3 separate regions of the Homo sapiens genome follow, and regions 1 and 2 are each linked to region 3. Evidence: chromatin contacts called from ENCODE Hi-C or POLR2A ChIA-PET data. All regions are on one chromosome and are shown on one strand. The core of a region is the stretch at or near the end of the contact, and the rest is flanking DNA. Distances in the headings are between cores, read along the strand shown.

The links. Hi-C counts contacts between places; a loop is a spot of excess contacts on that map. ChIA-PET counts read pairs that join two places held with the same protein, here RNA polymerase II (POLR2A). Pooled maps may share reads with other maps.
Region 1: a pooled map shows a loop between it and region 3 (3-fold over the local background). The contact joins two enhancer-like sites. A Hi-C loop is called at or near these places in 4 of 37 single-sample maps with no recorded cell type and 3 of 50 pooled maps. POLR2A ChIA-PET finds 5 or more read pairs at or near these places in 2 of 52 experiments (T-cell and activated CD4-positive, alpha-beta T cell).
Region 2: a map of natural killer cell shows a loop between it and region 3 (1.9-fold over the local background). The contact joins two enhancer-like sites. A Hi-C loop is called at or near these places in 5 of 168 maps with a recorded cell type or tissue (Calu3, cardiac septum, gastrocnemius medialis and 2 more), 4 of 37 single-sample maps with no recorded cell type and 5 of 50 pooled maps. POLR2A ChIA-PET finds 5 or more read pairs at or near these places in 5 of 52 experiments (BJ, HEK293, PC-9 and 2 more).

The regions. Positions count from the first base shown.
Region 1 is chr17:10,147,694-10,152,138 of GRCh38, reverse strand. The region is part of intron 1 of GAS7 (growth arrest specific 7); the gene reads left to right. Among named protein-coding and RNA genes, the nearest start is that of GAS7, 49 kb to the left of the region's middle. Within about 2 kb of position 1,903, at least 3 of the 41 ENCODE cell types and tissues checked have a DNase peak (open chromatin) inside an H3K27ac peak, as active enhancers do.
Region 2 is chr17:10,117,353-10,121,590 of GRCh38, reverse strand. All of the region lies in intron 1 of GAS7 (growth arrest specific 7), which reads left to right. Among named protein-coding and RNA genes, the nearest start is that of GAS7, 79 kb to the left of the region's middle. RefSeq lists enhancers at 1,073-2,031, 2,206-2,733, 3,264-3,793, 3,794-4,238. Within about 2 kb of position 1,655, at least 24 of the 41 ENCODE cell types and tissues checked have a DNase peak (open chromatin) inside an H3K27ac peak, as active enhancers do; they include gastrocnemius medialis, where a contact is called at or near this core.
Region 3 is chr17:9,984,830-9,989,316 of GRCh38, reverse strand. The region is part of intron 2 of GAS7 (growth arrest specific 7); the gene reads left to right. Among named protein-coding and RNA genes, the nearest start is that of RCVRN, 82 kb to the right of the region's middle. Within about 2 kb of position 1,381, at least 6 of the 41 ENCODE cell types and tissues checked have a DNase peak (open chromatin) inside an H3K27ac peak, as active enhancers do; they include gastrocnemius medialis, where a contact is called at or near this core.

The sequences.
Region 1 (4,445 bases), core at 654-3,153, 160 kb before region 3:
GGCAGAGTCCACCTACACGTGACAGCCAGTCAGAGGTGAGAGAAGATGTCCTGTAGACATTGTGTGAGTCCCTGGAACCAGGCATCACTGAACTCCAGTGATGCATGCTGATAAATCCTCCTTTGTGTTGGCTTAAACTTGTGGATTGGATTTCTGCCACTGGCAACTGAAAGTCCTGGCTCTCTTTTCCTTCCATTTTGGAATGCAGCAGTGATTCTCTCTCTTCTTCCATTAACAAAGGGAAACTGAAAGGGTGTCAGAAGTAAAAGTCAAAACTGGAAAACTTTATTTAGGTTGGGTTATGGTGGCTCGTGCTTGTAATCCTAGCACTTTGGGAGGCCGAGGCAGGAGGAGCGCTTGAAGCCAGGAGTTCAAGACTAGCTTGGGCAACATTAGGGAAACCCTTTCTCTGTAAAAAATAAAAAAAGTAGCTGGGCATGGTGGTGTACACCTGTAGCCCTAGCTATTCAGGAGGCTTAGGTGGGAGACTCACTTGAGCCAAGGATGTCAAGGTTGCAGTGAGCCATGATCATGCCATTGCACTCCAGCCTGGATGACAGAGTGAGGCCCTATCTGTAAATAAATAGATAGATGGTAGGTAGGTACGTAGATTGATGATAGACTCTTATAATCACATTAAATGCTGTCATTAAATGACGTAGAATAATATTTAATAACAAGATAAAATATCACCAAGAAAAATGAACATGTGACAGTTTTGTTAGAAAACAGTATTGTTAGAAAACAATACTTAAAAGAGGCTTCATCTGAGCTTCATCAGTGACAAGTATTTAAAAAAAAAACAAAAACAAAAACAAGCAAACGAAACCCTTTAACTTGGTATGTTGGCCTGTGCCTATAGTCCCAGCTACTAGCAGGGCTGAGGCAGGAGAACCACTTGAGCCCAGGAGTTTGAAATCAGCTTGGGCAACAGAGCAAGACCCCATCTCTAAAAAAAAATAACCAAACTTAAAAAAAGAAGAAGTCTGACATCTGGAAATATGCTTTTAAGTCAGGTCCAGGGAACCTCAGAACCAGCCTCAGTTCACAGGCTTCTACTTTTTTGTAGAGCACTTGCTGGGTGTCAAGCTTTGTTCTATTCTTTTTAATCCTAACAACAACTTCATGCGTTAGGTTCTACTATTGTCCCCATTTTACAGGTGGGGAAACTGAGGCACAGAAGTAAAGTGACTTGCTCACTTATGGTCACACCATGATGATGCCTGGATTGAATGAAATTTAACAGCCTTGGCCAGGTGCGGTGGCTCACGCCTGTAATCCCAGCAGCTTGGGAGGCCGAGGTGGGTGGAGCATTTTAGGTCAGGAGTTCGAGACCAGCCTGGCCAACATGGTGAAACCCTGTCTGTATTAAAAATATAAAATTAGCTGGGCGGTAGTGATGCATGCCTGTAATCCCAGCTACTCGGGAGGCTGAGGCAGGAGAATTGCTTGAGCCTGTGAGGCAGAGGTTGCAGTGAGCCGAGATCGTGCCACTGCACTCCAGTCTGGGCAAGAGAGTGAGACCCTGTCTAAAAAAAAAAAAAAAAGAAATGTAACAGCCTCATTACTGAGTCCAGATGACTCCAATTTGCTGCCTCTCATAGGTGTTCATTCAACAACTTCTATAGGCAAGGAGAAAAGTTACATTTCAAAAGCCCACTACCTTCACTGTATCCATTTACACTTTGTGTGTGTGTGTGTGTGTGTGTGTGTGTGTGTGTGTACTTAACCAGTTGAGAGAAAGAAAGAAAGAGAAGAAAAGGAGAGGAAGAAAAGGAAAGAGTCAAAGGGGAATGGGCGGAAGGGAGAAAGGAAAACGGAAAGTTGAAGTGTGCAAGAGAGTGCCTGGGGTTTGAGGTTGGAGGTCAGATGAAATCAACGTAAATGTCACAACCACACTTCCTCTTGGGAGTTGGTGAATGAGTCATCACCTGGTATGCTGCCCTTTTAATTCCTGATTAGTTGGTTAACCACTATTTCTAGGTCTTTAAAAAATAGTTAATATTTTTTTCTTTATTGAGATGTTATTCACATAACGTAAAACTCAGCTCTCTACAGTATACAGTTCAGTGGTTTATAGTATATTCACTGTGTAGTATTCTAATATATTCACTAACTGCAGAACACTTCCATCACCTCAGAAAGAAACCCCTTCCCTGTTAGCTGTCACTCCCCATTCACCCCATCTCCTTACCCCTAACAACCAACAACTACTAATCGATTTCTGTCTCTGTGGATTTGCCTATTCTAGGCATTTCATAGAAACAGAATAATGTTACATGATATCTGGCCTTTTGTGTCTGGCTTATTTCACTTAGTGTAATGTTTTCGAGGTTTATCTGTATTGTAACATGCATCAGCACTTCATTCCTTTTCATGGCTGAATAATATTCCATTATCCCGATATGCCACGTTTTACCTGTCCATCAGTGGATGGACATGTGAATTGGTTATACTTTCTAGCTATTGTGAATAATGCTGTGACAAACATTGGTGTACAAGTTTTTTTGTGGGACATGTTTTCAGTTCTCTTGGGTCTCTAGCTAGGAGTGGAATTACTAGATTGTATGAGGACTCTGTGCTTAATAAAGAACTGCCAAACTGTTTCTACCTCTTTTCCACCTCTAATCCTCAAATGGAATTGATGGAAAGTCACAAAAATATAAGTTGGTTTTTGTGTTCTTCGGCTGCAGTATCCTAAAATTCTATAAGGTGAGATATGTTATTTCAAAATGGGGCCGGGCGCGGTGGCTCACGTCTGTAATCCCAGCACTTTGGGAGGCCAAGGCGGGTGGATCAACTGAGGTCAGGAGTTTGGGACCAGCCTGGCTAATGTGGCAAAACCCTGTCTCTACTAAAAATACAAAAATTAGTTGGGCATGGTGGCGGGCACCTGTAATCCCAGCTACTCTGTAGGCTCAGGCAGCAGAATCGCTTAAACCCAGGAGATGAAGGTTGAAGTGAGCCAAGATCGCACCACTGCACTCCAGTCTGGGTGATAGAGCAAGACTCTGTTTCAAAATAAATGAATAAATAAAACAAAATAAATACATAAAAATGAACAAAAATGGATCCTCTTCTATTTAGGCTGACATGCCTTGCAGCAACCTTCTGGAGCAGGAAGATGGTTTATTGGATCATATGGGCCAGGGTTCTCCATCATTTATTCATCATCCAGTTGACCTGATACCGTTCTGTTCAAGAGAGGATTCTTTTTTTTTTTTTTTTTGAGGCGGAGTCTTTCTCTGTCGCCCAGGTTGGAGTGCAGTGACACCATCTCTGCTCACTGCAAGCTCCGCCTCCCAGGTTCATGCCATTCTCCTGCCTCAGCCTCCGGAGTAGCTGGGACTGCAGGCACCCGCCACCATGCCCAGCTAATTCTTGTATTTTTAGTAGAGATGGGGTTTCACCGTGTTAGCCAGGATGGTCTCGATCTCCTGACCTCGTGATCCGCCCACCTCAGCCTCCCAGAGTGCTGGGATTACAGGCGTGAGCCACCGCGCCTGGCCTTTTTTTTTTTTTTTCTTGAGTGTTTCTCTGTTGCCCAGGCTGGAGTGCAGTGGTGCAATCTTGGCTCACTGCAACCTCCGCCTCCCGGGTTCGAGTAATTCTCCTGTCTCAGCCTCCAGAGTAGCTGGGACTACAGGCATGCACCACCACGCCTGGCTAATTTTTTTTTTTTTTGTAATTTTAGTAGAGACGGGGTTTCACCATATTGGCCATGCTGGTCTTGATCTCCTGACCTTGTGATCCACCCACCATGACCTCCCAAAGTGCTGGGATTGCAGGTGTGAGCCGCTGCGTCTGGCTCTTAACTGAGAGAGGATTCTTAACCAGCAGCAAACAGTTATCCAAGGGATGCAGGTGAAGAAAGGTCTAGGTTAACCGAAACCAACGAGGCAGCTTTTCACCCCACAAAAATAACCTCCAACACCAGAACACAACCAAGAAACATAAAAGTGCAAAAAAACTGTGTTCTTTTTTTGACTCCCTCTTTCTCAAGCTCCTAAATCAAAAATGCCTGTGCTAGCCAATAATTGATGTTCACGTGTGCTTTATGATTTTTCAGGTGCTCTCACATGAGATACATGATCGGCTCTCACAGCAGCTCCTTGAGCTCCAACAAGCAGTTACTATTTCCATCATCTTGATTTTTCAGCTGGGGACATGGGAGGTTCAGAATTTGTGATTTGCGGCCAGGTTAGGAAGTGGCAGTTGGTAAAAGACAGACTTGGCATTCAGACCTTTTGACTTGGAGTTCTGTACTCTTTTTATTATGAGCTCTTGGCAGTGTTCACACCGTTTTAAAAAATCTAGATAAAGGTACTCTGATTTTTTCCCCCAAGATTCACATTAATAGAGTTTGAGCTTGGCTTTGGGAAGCTTCGATAAACATCATATTTGGATCTTTGGCATGAGAGAGAAATGCCGTGTTGTACCCTTGA
Region 2 (4,238 bases), core at 406-2,905, 130 kb before region 3:
CTAAGCACTGGACCTTCATTCACTCATTTAATCCTCACAATAGACCTGTAAGTAGTATTCTTATGCCTGTTTGACACATGGGGAAACTGAGGCACAGAGCAGTTTAATAATTTCCCCAGCATCACCCAGCCAGTGAGTAGCAGAACCAGGCCATCTCTCTCCAGAGCCCAAGTTCTTTTTTTAAATTTTTAAATTTTTTATTTGTTTTTTGAGGCAGAGTCTTGCTCTGTTGCCCAGGCTGGAGTGCAGTGGCCCAGTCTTGGCTCACTGCAATCTCTGCCTCCCGGGTTCAAGCGATTCTCCTGCCTCAGCCTCCCAAGTCGCTGGGACTACAGGTGCATGCCACCACGTCCGGCTAATTTTTGTATTTTTAGTAGAGACGGGGTTTCACCATGTTGGCCAGGCTGGTCTCAAACTCCCGACCTCAGGTGATCCACCCTCCTCGGCCTCGCAAAGTGCTGGGATTACAGGCGAGAGCCACAGTTCCTGGCCTAGAGCCCAAGCTCTTAACCACTGGCGGCTGTATACATTCCAATCTTCTGCACCCCAGCCCGTAGAGAGGAGATGGAGGACCGTTGCAGCTCCTGCAGCTCTGCCACTCCTGCCATCCGAAACTCATCTGCGTGCCCACCTTGGGGTTCCAGTGGGCCTTTGCTTTCATGTGGCAGTTGTGAAGGAAGGAAATGGTGAGAAAGGATGAGAGGAGGGGTGGGGGCAGCTGCCGTAGCTGCCGTTCTCCACCCTCCCTCCCCCTAGCAGCCTGCCCTTTCCTCTCCCCCGGCTGCCCACGTGGGAAGCTGTTGGAGGGTGCAGGCTCCTGAGCAGCCCTCCTGAGAATCTTCGCTGTGCTTTTTTGTTGTTGTTGTTGTTTTGTTTTTGAGACAAAGTCTCACTCTTGTCCCCCAGGCTGGAGTGCAATGACGCGATCTTGGCTCACTGCAACCTCCGCCTCCCAGGTTCAAGCGATTCTACTGCCTCAGCACCCCGAGTAGCTGGGATTACAGGCACCTGCCACCACACCCAGCTAGTTTTGGTATTTTTAGTAGAGACGGGGTTTTCGCCATGTTGGCCAGGCTGGTCTCGAACTCCTGACCTCAGGTGATCCACCCGCCTTGGCCTCCCTTCACTGTGCTTTTGAGAACAGACCTTCTACTCGTACTCTTAGGATTGAGTCCGTCCTGGTCTCGTGGAACCATTTGTGGGAGACTCAGCAGAGGAACCAGGAGGAAAGGCAGTGGCCCCCCATCCTCCACAGCTAACACTCTGGCTGCTCTCAAATCCTCCCAACTTTTGAGGAAGATGAGAGCGGAAGCATTTCTGCAAGAATGGAGGGAGGTGGCCGGTGGCTGGCCTGGCTCCTGGTGGCCGTACCTTCTGTTGGTAGCTGTGTCTTCTACTGGGGCCTGGACCAGCACTTCCAGCTGGATATGGAGTGGGAAGAGATGGGCGGGTCCAGAGCTGGGGGGGGATTGTCACGGGGCGGGGGCAGGGGGACAGGCATGAAGGCCAGCCTTGCATTTCTTCCCAGCAGGAAAACCCTTGGTGCTCTGCTCACTAGCAGTCCTGCCTGTGGTTAGCACTTCCGAAAGCGAGTGCCAGCTTGTGGTCAGAGGCTTGAGCTGCCAAACAGGTTTGGCCTCCTGGTGTGCCTGGGTGTGACATCCTCTTCTGCTCTTCCTCTGTCCCCAGGCTGCCTGGCTCTGGGCGTGAGAATAGTCAGGCAAAAGGAACCAAACTCGCCCAGCAGGTGCTTGGATCAGCACTGCCAGGAGAAGACAGCCTGAAGGACCCACTCGTTGAACTTGGTGCTTCTAAAGAAGATATGCTGGGTCTGAAGCATGGAATGTCAAGTTAGCTGAGGAGGCCTAACACCAGCAGGTGCTTTGGGGTGGCACCAGGCAAGTTCTAAGGACAGTGGGCAGCTTCTAGAGAAACCACTGAGTTGTGATTTCCTGTAGATGAGAAGACAGCAGTTCTAACTAACTCAGGGTGTGGTGTGTTGGGAGAGGAAGGAGGAGAGAAGTGGGCCTTGGACCTTAAACAAGAATCAAGGACACTCTTGGGAGCATCCCCCAGCTTGTTTAGCATGTTTCGTCATGATTGGCATGGTCGTAGGAATCCCCTGAGACATGCTCTTTTCTAACCTTTCTATAATTAGTTGTCTTAACCTCTGTCTCCTTAAATAAAATGTCAGCTTCATGAGAGCACTGAGGGCCTGGGCCAGGCCCACGGTGAGCACTCAGTAACTACTTAATGAAGGAATAAATCAATACAGTGAGCAGAAGAGCTAGAAAGATCTTTAGCAAGGGTAACATCTTGAACTCTCTAAAATTGCCACCCACACTCCAGTCTACCCTGAACTCCTGATTCCCTTTACCATGTTCTATTCCCCCGATCACCTTCTGACATTCTTTAGAATTCACTTTTTTATTGTGTTTAGTGTCTGCTCCCCGCAACCCATTCCCACCTCATGCTGGAGCCGTCACTCCAGGAAAGCAAGGGTTTATTTCCCTTCTGCTTTTTTCATTGATGTGCCCCCAGATACTTAGAAACAGCGCCTGGTGCATGGTATATGCTCCATAAGTATTTGTCAAATGAATGAATGGCTGAAAGTGCCCGGAAGGCACTCAGCAGTGCCATCTGTCCCTGGGGACAGATGTAAGAATCCTCTTACAGTGCATGTCACCATGTGGCATGTGTACGTTGTGCTGGTGTCCAGTGGGAGGGGAACACTTGCCTCCTCTGGGAGGTGCTGCACAGGCTGGCCACCTGCGCTGGGCCTGCTTGGTCCTCATGGTTAACTGGGCCCCGGGGGTAGGACCACCCCCCTGATAAGTTAAGACAGCCCAGAGATACACAAGGGCTTTTTTTTTTTTTTTTTTTTTTGGAGACAGAGTCTCACTCTGTCCCCCAGGCTGGAGTGCAATGGCGCAATCTCAGCTCACTGTAACCTCCGCCTCCTGGGTTCAAATGATTCTCCTGCCTCAGCCCCCAGGGTAGCTGGGACTACCTCCATCACACCTGGCTAATTTTTGTATTTTTAGTAGAGACGGGGTTTTACCGTGTTGGCCAGGCTGGCCTCAAACTCCGGACCTCAAGGGATCCACCAGCCTTGGCCTCCCAAAGTGTTGGGATTACAGGCGTGAGCCACTGCGCCCAGCCCACGAGGGCTTTTTGGAATTGACTGGCAGGGCAGTGAGGGCCCCCAGGGCAGGCCGGAGAGGCTGACCAGGTAGTGAGTGGAGCTGTTCACAGATGAGGATTTTGAGCCTGTGGTTGGGCTGCATTCCAGAATCCAGCTGTGCTCCCATGACTTCCTTCCCACCTTATGCGCTGTGAGAAGCGGAAAAATACCTGGCTGAGAAACCGAGGGCTCAGGCGATATCCCTGTTTACTCCATCTCTATCATCTTGTCTTGCAACGAGTGACTGACTTAGAAATGTAATCCGGGATGGTCTTGGCTGTCTCCACGCCCTGGAGAGCAACAGGGTCCTGGTGCTGCCTGTTACCCTCGGGGAAAAGTGCAGACCCAAGTAGGTCCAGCTGTGTCCTTGACATCTCCACTTGTCCTGTCCAGGACGCAGTTGCCTAGCCCAGGTCTGGGCTACAGTGGCTTCTCACAGCTCAGTAAATGGCTAGTTTGTCCTTCCAGCCGCTGGAGGCAAAAACCTTGACTCCCCTTTTTTTCTCACATTCCACATTCAGCATGTTGAGAATGCAGGTTGGCCCTTCTTGCAAAACAGATCTTTAAACACAGGATCACTTCTCACCACCCTACCACTGTAGCCTTGGACTGAGCCACAGCTGCCACCACAATGCTGCCGGGCTGTTGCAGGCGCCTCCTGGCTGCTCTGCTGGTCCCTAGTCTGTTGTTTTCACAGGAAGGGTCTGAACACATCGTGCTTCTGCTTACCACAGTCCAGTGGTGCCCCATGTCGGCAGAGTGAAGACGCGGAAGCCCTACAGTGGCTGATGAGGTGCTACATAATTGGGTCCCCATTGCTGTCCTGACCTCAGCACCTGCTCCTCCCCGTTGGTCTCACTCCTGTGTCACTCCTGCCTCTGTCCTCCGCCTTCCGTGGTGTTTCTTTAAATGTTCCAGGCATGCTTCCTCATCAGGGCCTTTGCAGCCCAACTCCCTGTGGGGGCTGAGTAATGGTCCCCTGAAGATGTCTACCTTCTAATCTCTGGAGCCTGTGAATATGTTACCTTCTGTGGCAGATGGGATTTTGCAGTTG
Region 3 (4,487 bases), core at 132-2,631:
TTCTCAAATAAAGGGTTGTTTATAGATTAAAATACACTGTTTTGCTGCAGCTCCCAGAGTCCCAGCCTAGAGCTCAGACACGGTGAGTGTGGCCAGAAAATGGTGGTCTTTGTTGTCAGACTGAGTTCCAGAGATGCCACTTCTCACTGAGGCCTCAGTTCCTTCCATTAAAAGTGGAAATGGGCCGGGCGCGTAGTCCCAGCACTTTGGGAGGCTGAGACAGACGGATCATGAGGTCAGGAGATCGAGACCATCCTGGCTAACACGGTGAAACCCTGTCTCTACTAAAAATACAAAAAAATTAGCCGGGCGTGGTGGCAGGCTCCTGTAGTCCCAGCTCTTCAGGAGGCTGAGGCAGGAGAATGGCGGGAACCTGGGAGGCGGAGCTTGCAGTGAGCTGATATCGCGCCACTGTACTCCGGTCTGGGCAACAGAGCGAGACTCCGTCTCAAAAAAAAAAAAAAAAAGGAAATGACAGCACCTATCTCATAGGTGTTTTGTGACCGCTGAAGGGGATGCCAGATGTGGAGGGGCTTGGCGTGACCAGGCGTAAATGGTTCTTCAGAGAGTAGTTTCTTTCCTGCAGAGAAACTGTGGTTGTGATTTAAATATCATTTAATTTTTTTTTTCGAGATGGAGTCTTGCTCTGTCACCCAGGCTGGAGTGCAACGACGCGATCTCTGCTCACCACAACCTCCGCCTCCTGGCTTCAAGCAATTCTCCTGCCTCAGCCATTTACTTTTAAGAGGGAATTTCAAATGTCTTGTAGCAATGGCTGTACTGGAAGGCATTGAAAAACCAGAGATGGAGGAAACTCTGGTGCGCAGGAGGGAACCAGGTCTCTGTGAACTGCTGCTTTTGTATTGGCCAAGGGAGATAAGCAGGGGCCTCCAGGAGAATGTGGCCTGATTGCAAATTCTGCATCTGCCTGGACCAAGGCAATGGGGCTCGCTTGGAGGACAGGGCAGCATAGCCTGGGGGCAAGCCAGCTTCTGGGTAGGAAGGGAGAAGGGCTGAGAAACGGAGTGGCAGGGCTGCCATCTGACTAGAAAAACCTGGCCATAGCTAGGCAGACCCTCCTTGTGAGGACTACAGGGCAAGGAGAGAAGCCATGGGTAGAGAGACCGCCAAACCAGGGCAAGGAAGAAAGAAAATTTGGTGGTGGGGGAGGAGGAGATAGAGCAAGTAGCACAGAAGGGTGAGTATAAAGAGAGGCAAAGAGGAGAAGACTGCAGGAATCTCAGATCAAAGTCAAGACCCCAGAGTCCATTTCCTTCTGCTCTGGTATCTGTGGTTATTTTACCTGATAACCACAGGGGGCAGCAGAGAGCCGGCACAAGCCAAGAAAAGTGGACGAGCCCCAGCAGGAGGCCACTGGGGGCCAGAGGCTTGTAGGTGGGCCCATGGCCAGTCACCATAACCAGTGGCTTAGGTCCAGGGGCTCCTTGTGGCTTTCCCACTGGAGCCCAATATTGCTAATGCAGGCAGGATGCAGCCTTAACAAGGGGAAATGAAGCCCGGAAGTGACTATTTAAAATTAATAACTTCCGCCTAGCTCACTGTTTTTAAAATTTATTATTATTATTTTGAAGAAGGGGCATCTGTGCTTTGAAACTCAGATTTACATAGTCTTCAAGCTTTCAACTGGTCTCTCACTTTACAAATTATTCATTCACTCACTCATCCATTCATTTATTCATTTATAGAGATAGGGTCTTGCTGTGTTGTCCAGGCTGGACTTGAACTCCTGGATCCTATTGCATCAGCCTCCCAAGTAGCTGGGACTACAGGCGTGTGCCACTGTGCCCAGCTGTCTTTATAAGTTTTATTCTATGTGGGGTAGACACTGGCATTCGCTGAGGAGAAGATTAACATCTTTGGCTCTTAGCATTAATGCTAAAATAGTACCTCCCTTAGACTGGTTTCATCCATGGCCAGTATATGGCTCTCTGGGTCTCAGCGGAAGAGGTCTGAATGGAGTTCTAGTTACCACTAGGAAAATATGTGTTTTGTGTGAATTAGGTGGGGTGGGAAGAGGCTCCCCGGGGCACATCTCACTTCTTCCACTCTGACCGCACTGTTCCTCCTAGAACCTCTGGGGCCTGTGTGGCCATGGCTCTGTTAGTAGAGTGTGGGCAGTCATCCGGGATGACCTAAGACCACAGGGATGGACGTCCAGAGAATGCAGAAGGGTCTCAATCCAGCATCTCTTGAGGCCTGGAGCTGCCGCTTCAGTCTTACTGTGACTTGGTCAAGGAGCCAGATGTGTTGTAAGCAGATTAGGGAATCTTGTATTGGAAAAGACCTGGACACGGCTTCCTCCCTGTGGGTAGTATGGTCCTCTGGGGTGACTTGTCCTGCTGCTGGTGAGGTCACCCAGCCAGAGCCCCAGTGGCTCTCTCCAGATGTCTGCCTGGCCTGGCCTGGCCTGGCTCAGCACCATCCCTGCCCCAGGCTCACAGTGTCTTTGTGTTATGGGTTGGTCAGATCTCGCCAAGACAAGGAGATGGACTGGGCTGAATCCTTCAGGCAGCTGCATCGTCCCTGATGGGGCCCATTTGGAGGTTAGAGGGGAGGGATATGGTACTTACGGAGACTCTAGCTTGTGGGGGGTCTGGGAGTTGACCAGGCCAGTGAGGGCAGGGAAAGGGGCCTCCCATCGGGTCCCCACATGGACAGCAGCATTCAGACTGCAGGCCAGCGTCCACCTAGGGTTTCAGAGCCTCCTGCAGCCCCCGGAGCTGCTGGCTGCTGTTCTGATTGCCTCTGTACTGGTAGTTCCCTTCATGGAGGGCTCAAGGATGGGGGATGGGGAGAGGAACGGGGACCAGCAGCTTCTCTGTTCAATAGTCCAGATGTTATTTTGGGTCCGCAGTGGTTGGTGATGGCTCGCAGGTAGTAGGCAAACAGTGATGGATGAATGGGTGCAAGGATGGAAGGAGTAGTCAGTGCATGAATTGTGACCCTCTGCCCCAACCAGAAGATCAAAGGTGGTGTCTGCACATCAGCTGGTGGGACTTCCTTTTAAAATAAGGTCAATGGTGTCAGCCACCAAAGGGGTGGTGGCAGCAGCACAAAGGGAAAGTTTTCTGGGACCTTTTCCCTGCTGTTTATTCCTGGAGAGCACATCAGGTGGGAATCTCTCTTGTGCTGTCACAATGTCCGTCTTTCTGTTGGCCCATCTGTCCTTGCATCCTTCAGGCCAGGTGCCGTATTTGAGAGGGCGAACCAGCCGTGGCTTCGACCCTCAAGGAGATAAGGTGTCAAGGTTAGGATCTGAGCTGTCTGAGGGATGGACAAAGTGCTGATTTCCTAGAAAAAAGCTGGATGGAATGTGTGTGTTGCAGGACTTAGGTCAGGTTCTCAAGAAGACTTGAGGCAGATTTACATGCAGGAGTTTCAGTAGGGTGTGTGCTCCTGGGAGCAACCCCCGGGGAAGGAAGGAAGCAGCATTGCAATGCGGCCACCAAGGAGGCCTCGGCAGCGCCGTGGGGAGCTCTGAGCTGGGAGGGGCCTTCAGAATTGTTTGATTTGAGACAAGGGGATTGGTGGGCCGTTGATCCCCTCTCACCCCAGTCATTAGATGTGCACCCTGCACCCCTACTCTAGGCATAGCCTTGGGCACGGCAGCTCTCTTTGGCTAAGGGCGGTTCCCTGAGAGGGACTCAGCTATGAGCCTCTGCAGCTAGAGAGATTTGGGTGGTGCACTACAGCACCCACTCTAGAGAGTCTGGGGAAGAACTCTTTGCAGGGAAGAAGAGCAATCTTGATAGGCTGCATGGTGGAAGAGACATTTTAGTTGAGACTTGATGAGTGAACAAGGTTGTGATATCCAGGGATGGGGGAGCAGGAGGCGGCAGGTATGGGTGAACAATACGGGAAAGGCGTATTTAGAGATCGGCGAGGCAAGTTAACTGGGCCTGAAGTGAAGCCAGTGGGATGTCAGTCTGGATGCAGTCAGGGTTGGGATCCTGGAGCACTTTGCCAGGAGGCCAGTGGACTTCGGAATTGATTCCGTGTGCCATGTTGGAAAGGAGCTAGCCAGGGATTTTCGCTGTGAAGTGACCTCCGGCGAAAGCTGGGCTCTAGGGTGAGTGGTCCACTAGCTGTGAGTGGACGGATTTCAAAAGGCAGGGAGACTGGCTCTGGAGTGACATGGAGAAGACAAGAGGAACGTGATGGAGGGGCATCTCCAGGCCCTGGGAACCAATTAGATATGAGGGATGGGACATAGGGTGGAGCTGGTGATGGTGAGTGAGCCCTGTCCCTGGTTGTCCAGGGGCCAGGGAACCCAGGAGACTCGGAGGAGAGGGTGGAGAGGGGAGCCCGGTCTTGACTCTGTGGATGTGAAGGCAACAGTGCGGCCTCCAGGCAGGGCTGATTCAACGGGCAGGAGAGAAGAGAAGCCTGCCTAGGAAGGAGCCTGAGGCTGGATGGTGCATCTGCTCCTGGGGATGCCCACCTCGCTGCTTTTGCTCATCGAAGCT